Regions from separate parts of the Mus musculus genome. Here region 1 is linked to region 2. The links are chromatin contacts, found by Hi-C or POLR2A ChIA-PET in ENCODE. All regions are on one chromosome and are shown on one strand. Each heading gives the region's core, a stretch centred on a gene start or an enhancer-like site at or near the end of the contact. The rest is flanking DNA. Distances are from core to core; before and after follow the strand shown. Region 1 overlaps Vangl1 (VANGL planar cell polarity 1). Region 2 overlaps Casq2 (calsequestrin 2).

What was found. Hi-C counts contacts between places; a loop is a spot of excess contacts on that map. ChIA-PET counts read pairs that join two places held with the same protein, here RNA polymerase II (POLR2A).
Region 1: a loop to region 2 is called in a map of left cerebral cortex, with 1.9 times the contacts of the local background. The contact joins two enhancer-like sites. A Hi-C loop is called at or near these places in 2 of 37 maps with a recorded cell type or tissue (heart and left cerebral cortex). POLR2A ChIA-PET finds 5 or more read pairs at or near these places in 4 of 5 experiments (Patski and embryonic stem cell).

The regions. Positions count from the first base shown.
Region 1 is chr3:102,187,681-102,190,380 of GRCm38, reverse strand. It overlaps Vangl1 (VANGL planar cell polarity 1), which reads left to right. Exons shown (of 8, transcript NM_177545.5): 3 at 834-972. Among named protein-coding and RNA genes, the nearest start is that of Gm16160, 15 kb to the left of the region's middle. Within about 2 kb of position 1,265, at least 1 of the 3 ENCODE cell types and tissues checked has a DNase peak (open chromatin) inside an H3K27ac peak, as active enhancers do; it is heart, where a contact is called at or near this core.
Region 2 is chr3:102,146,071-102,148,770 of GRCm38, reverse strand. Casq2 (calsequestrin 2) reads right to left here. Exons shown (of 11, transcript NM_009814.4): 11 at 2,257-2,700. Among named protein-coding and RNA genes, the nearest start is that of Gm16160, 56 kb to the left of the region's middle. Within about 2 kb of position 1,435, at least 1 of the 3 ENCODE cell types and tissues checked has a DNase peak (open chromatin) inside an H3K27ac peak, as active enhancers do; it is heart, where a contact is called at or near this core.

The sequences.
Region 1 (2,700 bases), core at 16-2,515, 42 kb before region 2:
TAGGAATGGGGAAAGCTGATGTCAGGTCGCCAAGGAGACACACTGGCTTTGGCCACTGCAGGGCTGCCTTGGTGCCCCTCTCCTTTACTGCTTATTGACCAGCTTGTGACCTCTAGGGCTCGGCCACTGTGGCTGGTGCCTTTTGTAGTTTTAAGACTCAGCAGCAGGGTGTCCTCCCACTGTCTCTGGAGGAAGACCACCCACGAAGTTCCTCTGGTACAGAGAGAGTACAGAGAGCCTGCTTCTCTTAGGTGGCCTGGGACAAGCACACCCCCGGGAATGTTTTGTTTCACCTTCTTTGTTTCTATGGGTGTCTTTGAACACAGTCAAAACCCACAGAGTGGCTTTTCATGTTGAATTTGTAAGAAAGACAAGTACAGGATTCTCTGTCCCGGCTTTGGTTTTCCTTTCTTCTCTTCTCGTCCCAAACTGTAGAGCGATATCATGTCCCAGATTTTTTTTTCTTTCCCTTCTTTCTTTTTTTCAGATTGAAGTTTAGATATGATACAGTATAGTGTTTGTCCAGTAAAACACGAATTAGTTTAGGCAAATGATAACCAAATCAACTGAGTAATTATTACAGTGAAATGTGTAATAATTTCTAAAGCAAGGCTTTAAAGCAAGGCTTTCTAAAACAAGGCTCTGAAAAATGTGACCGTTGTTGGTGGAGGAGTGGCAGTCTTTGTTTTGAAAATAGTTGGGAAATTTAAGACACTCTTACTCCTGGCAGGCTGTGGGGATGGGTAGGCATGGATGCGGTGTGAGGGGTGAGCTAGAGAGTAACTAACCTGGCATGAGTTTTGGTGTCTGATTATTGGATTATTTCCCCCCAGGGAAAGAACAAGAGAAAGACACAAATCACCAAGGAATAAAGATGGCAGAGGGTCAGAAAAGTCTGTCACCATCCAGGCTCCTGCTGGAGAGCCCCTGCTGGCAAATGACTCTGCCCGCACAGGCGCAGAGGAAGTTCAGGTAAGGCTCAAAGGCGCTGCTGTCAGCCAACTGCCACTCAGCCTGGGCTCCCGCCTGCGTGTTCCTGTCTTGTTGCACTAAGTTCTCTTGGGTTTTTAATCTTCGTTTTTCTAGCATTTTAATGAGTTTATCTATTTCCCTGGCTTTCTTGTTGGTCTAAGCACAACACGTCCTACCCTTGAAGAGCTAGGGAGTGGGGCGATCCTTTCTGCCCTGTGATTGGTTAGCCTCCTTTGAATGGTGTTGGAAAGAAGCCAGCTTGACTGATGACAGGTCAGAAAAGGGAAAAGTTACAGGCAAGAGTCCCTGGAGACTAATTCCAAAATGGAGCAGGACTGGAGAGGGCCGGAAACTCCCTCAACAACAAACAACCAAAACAAAACAAAACAAACAAAATAAAACAAAAAAAACCACAACAAAAACAAAACAAAAAAACCCAAAACAAAAACAAAACAAAAAAACCACTGAACCAAAAAAAACCAACAAAAACAAAACAAAAAATGCACCATCAGGGAGTGCTTAACAATGACTCCAAGAGCCAGCCCAGGACTCGGTATAAGAGAGAAATCAAGGGCTTGGCATTCAGATGGCAAGCATGGAAATCTGGTGACTGTGATAATACTGAGTCAAAGATGGGGCAGAAAGGAGTCCAGCAAACTTTGGAGTTAGTAGCGGTGGTCTTTGGGGTACACAGGTTGGGACTGGACAGATCTGGAGACTGGATTTCCTCTGTCAAGATCCAGCAGCTTCTGTGGTCCAGCCTGCAGCCACTCAGGACTGTGGTCCAGCCTGCAGCCACTCAGGACTGTAGGAATTTGGGGTTGCCAGGCCTTGCATGTTTTAGTAATATTAGCATTAGGACTTCAAGCGGAGTCAATCAGTTTTAAAATATCAACACTTTATTACTTAAAAAATAAAAGAAAGTTGTGTGGGATTGCCTTCGAGTCCCAACTGTTTGGCAGCCTCGTTGATTTAAATAAATGTGTGAGCTAGACTCAGAAGTATGTTTGCACTGCCCCCCAACCTCCATCTCCTGAAATGTTACATGCCCAGCCTTGCCTCATATAAACAAAGCAATGAAGGAATACACAGCTATAAAGATACAGGAACAGAGATAAGCATGTATCCATGCACACCTGTAGGAACCCACAGAGAGGCATTTGTAATCAGTTAGGAAGACTGAACTACAGTCCCTCCAAGGATACAGATGCCACTGAGACTCATAGCTGTGCTTCTGCACTGAATGTGGGGTTTGTTCAGTGGTGAGCAAATTCCTCTAATGTCGTCGCGCTGCTTGCTTTGGTTCTAGGAAGGCAGATGGATGGATAGATGGATGGATGGATGGATGGATGGATGGGGGATGGATGTGGTCAGTCTTAGGACTGGATCATTCTTAAAAGCTTCACAGGTCAGTTTCCTCCTAGAAGTGTATTCGGGGGTGCTAGTAACCCACTGTGAAAAGCATTTCTTTCTTTGTCCCCTGAGTCCCCTGGGAAGCTGTTGCTGCTTACAGCAGGATGGTGTGATGAGGAAGCCTTGGGAGGTTGTGTGTTTCAGCAGCTCTGTCAACTTGGTAATTAAACTTTTGTTGTCCCCAGCTTCTGAGACTCTAAGGGATGAGACTCATCAAGTTCAGATGCATTTCCCACCCTCCCCAACCCCTGAAGACCTCAAATTTGAAAGAAGCCTTTGGATAGCCCTACTTTTTTAGACAAAGATGTACATACG
Region 2 (2,700 bases), core at 186-2,685:
TCACACTCTCTTCTAGAAAAGGCAGGATCTTTTCAAGTTCTGAGATGCAGTTTCATCAACACACACTGAAGGGGGTGCTTGGTTCTAGATAACATTCATGATCTTACTCCTCTTTTTAACAGGATAGCAGATCTTGTGTTTTTTAATTAGCCCACACTTTTAGTTCTGTTTGAGTTGATTATGAACTCAGAATGGGAAGATAAATGGGTTCAAGCAATAAAAAGAGTTATTGGAAATTCACTTGAGTCTGTCCTCAGACATGCTCTGAGGGAAAAAGAATGCAGTGTTTGGGTTCTTAATGCAAATCCTTTTAAGTATAAAATGAAGGGTTATCTGTGACCCTTCAGAGTGTTTGTGTAATGCTGAGAAGTTGCTTGAGCTCTCTCTGCCTCTCTTTATTAAGGACAGTAACCAGACGAATCTTCTAATCTGCTGTAAGAATTAGCTGTGATAACATGGAAGGCATTTAGCATTGTACTCCAGGCATGCAAGAAAGTGCTCAACCCATATCAGCTTAGAGGGCTCAGTACTGACTACACAGCACCGTCCAGGCAGAACCAGATGGACTCCCAGAGATCCTAATGCAGGAACATCAGAGCATAGTTTCAGCTTCACACATATTTCTAGGCCTCTGAGAATAGCAGATCTTCCTGGGCTGAGAAACAGACCACTTTTGCAATGGACCACATCCCTCAACTCCTTGGCTACTTGAAAGTTTTGGCATTGAGACCTCGAAGGACAATCACTTCCCTAAGAGTTTGCTTGAGCTTTGGCTGGGCTTGGGTGGGTGGAACACAGCACAGCCTGCTTAGTTTTGTGAGGGGAGAAAATTATATTGAGGCCCTGCTTTATAGACTGAATTATGCATCCCCAAAATCATGCATTTGAACACAAGGCCCTTTCAGATGATAATTACAGTGAAATGAAGTCATAGTAGCAAGACTTTAATTTGACAGGACAGGCATCCTTTCAGAAGAGAATTACCTATTTACTACTATATATCTATCTTCATCATCATCTATCTCTATCAGTTATCTGTCTGTCTGTCTGTCTGCCATATGCAAACAGAATGAAAAGCCACCAAAAAAGCCCTGAGCAGGAACCAACACAATTGGCACATTGGCATTAGACTAAACTGTGAAAGGCAGATTTTTACTGAATAACCCACCCAGACTGAAGCATTCTGCTGTGATATGAATGTGAGTATCTTCCAAGACTTATTATGTATTGAAAACTTGATCCCCGATGCAGCTATATTTAGAGGTGGGGCTTTAGAGGTGACCAGATCGTGACGTGACTAACCTCATCTTGGCTTGTTCTGAGTTCACAACTGTGTGGACTCTCAGGAGACTAGAAAGTAGGTCACTGGAGGGAGGGACACTAAGGGATAGTTTGGAATCCCGATCCCTCCCTTGTTCTCTGTGATTCCTGACTGCAGTGAGGCCAGCAGCTGCTCCCATGGTTCCCTTCTGCCATAGCTCCAGCTGCAGGCTGTGGAGGCATCAGACCTTAAGCTAAAACCAATGATATTGTAAGCTGAAGTAAAATCCCCTCTTTTCAGTTGTTTCTCTCAATTATTTTGTTACCTAACACAGCGTGAGGCACCTTATGTGCCCTGTAAACTCCACTGCCCAGCACAGCGAGGCAATGGCAGCTGCTTTGGCTGACCCGTTGTTCACCGATTGATTCAATAACTAAGCTCTGCTTTGTGATGAGCGAAGTGCTTGGAATACAAAGATAAGTAAACGCCTTGTCCCTTAAAGCCTGTATTTAGTGAAAGGATGGCCATGCAGTGAGTTTTATCAATTCAATGATGAGTGCTGTGACCACGAGTGTGCACCCAGTGCCGTGGGAGCAGAAGTGAGCAAGGCACTTCCAGGCACCTAGACAATGGCATAGACAGTAATAGCAATCATCCAGGCTGGGGCTTCATGGAAAGGACAAGCGTCGAGGGGAAGGAGAATGGATAAAGGCTTTGTTGTGTTGAATTTGAAGTTTGCAGCTTGAATCCAAGTGGATCAAACACCAAGGTCAAAGATGAAGGGTAGAGACCCACAGTGGAGGTCGTTAACACTCGGGTAGTGGTTGATGGGTGTGGATGCTCATGCCTGGAGACATGGATAGTGGGGAGAGACACAGTGAAATACTAAACCTAGAAGGGCAGCCAGAGGTGCAGAGAGGTAGAACTGGATCCAGCCAGGCAAAACTGAACAAACCCCCAAAGACCGGGGTAGGATCATCAAGATAGCCTCGATCTTTTCAAAACATGAGTCTAATGTCCATTAGTTTATTACTATTCCATAAAAGGACTGCCCCAGTTTCAAAAACAACACCACACAGAGTCTTCTCCATGTTAACAGATTTCAAAAATAAGTTAGGACACTTAGCAACTAACACTACCAAGCACACTGTTACTTTCAGACAATTCAAAAGGCACTTGGGGATTCTTTTCTTTTCTTTTTTTTTCCTTGGTGCCTCAGGGCATCGTGAACTCTTAATGGTCGCTGCCCTGGTCAACTGTGGGAGTGCTGATGAATGGGGAGAGTTAATTGACCAGTGGATAAAGCGATTTTAACTCAGAATGGGACAGCTCACTAGCGGGGACAGAGAGGGTGCATTCAGTTCCCAGCTCACTCTGGGCAGCCAGCAGACCCATTCAGAGACCTAAACGGTCTCCATCAGAAAAATGAAAAGCCTTTT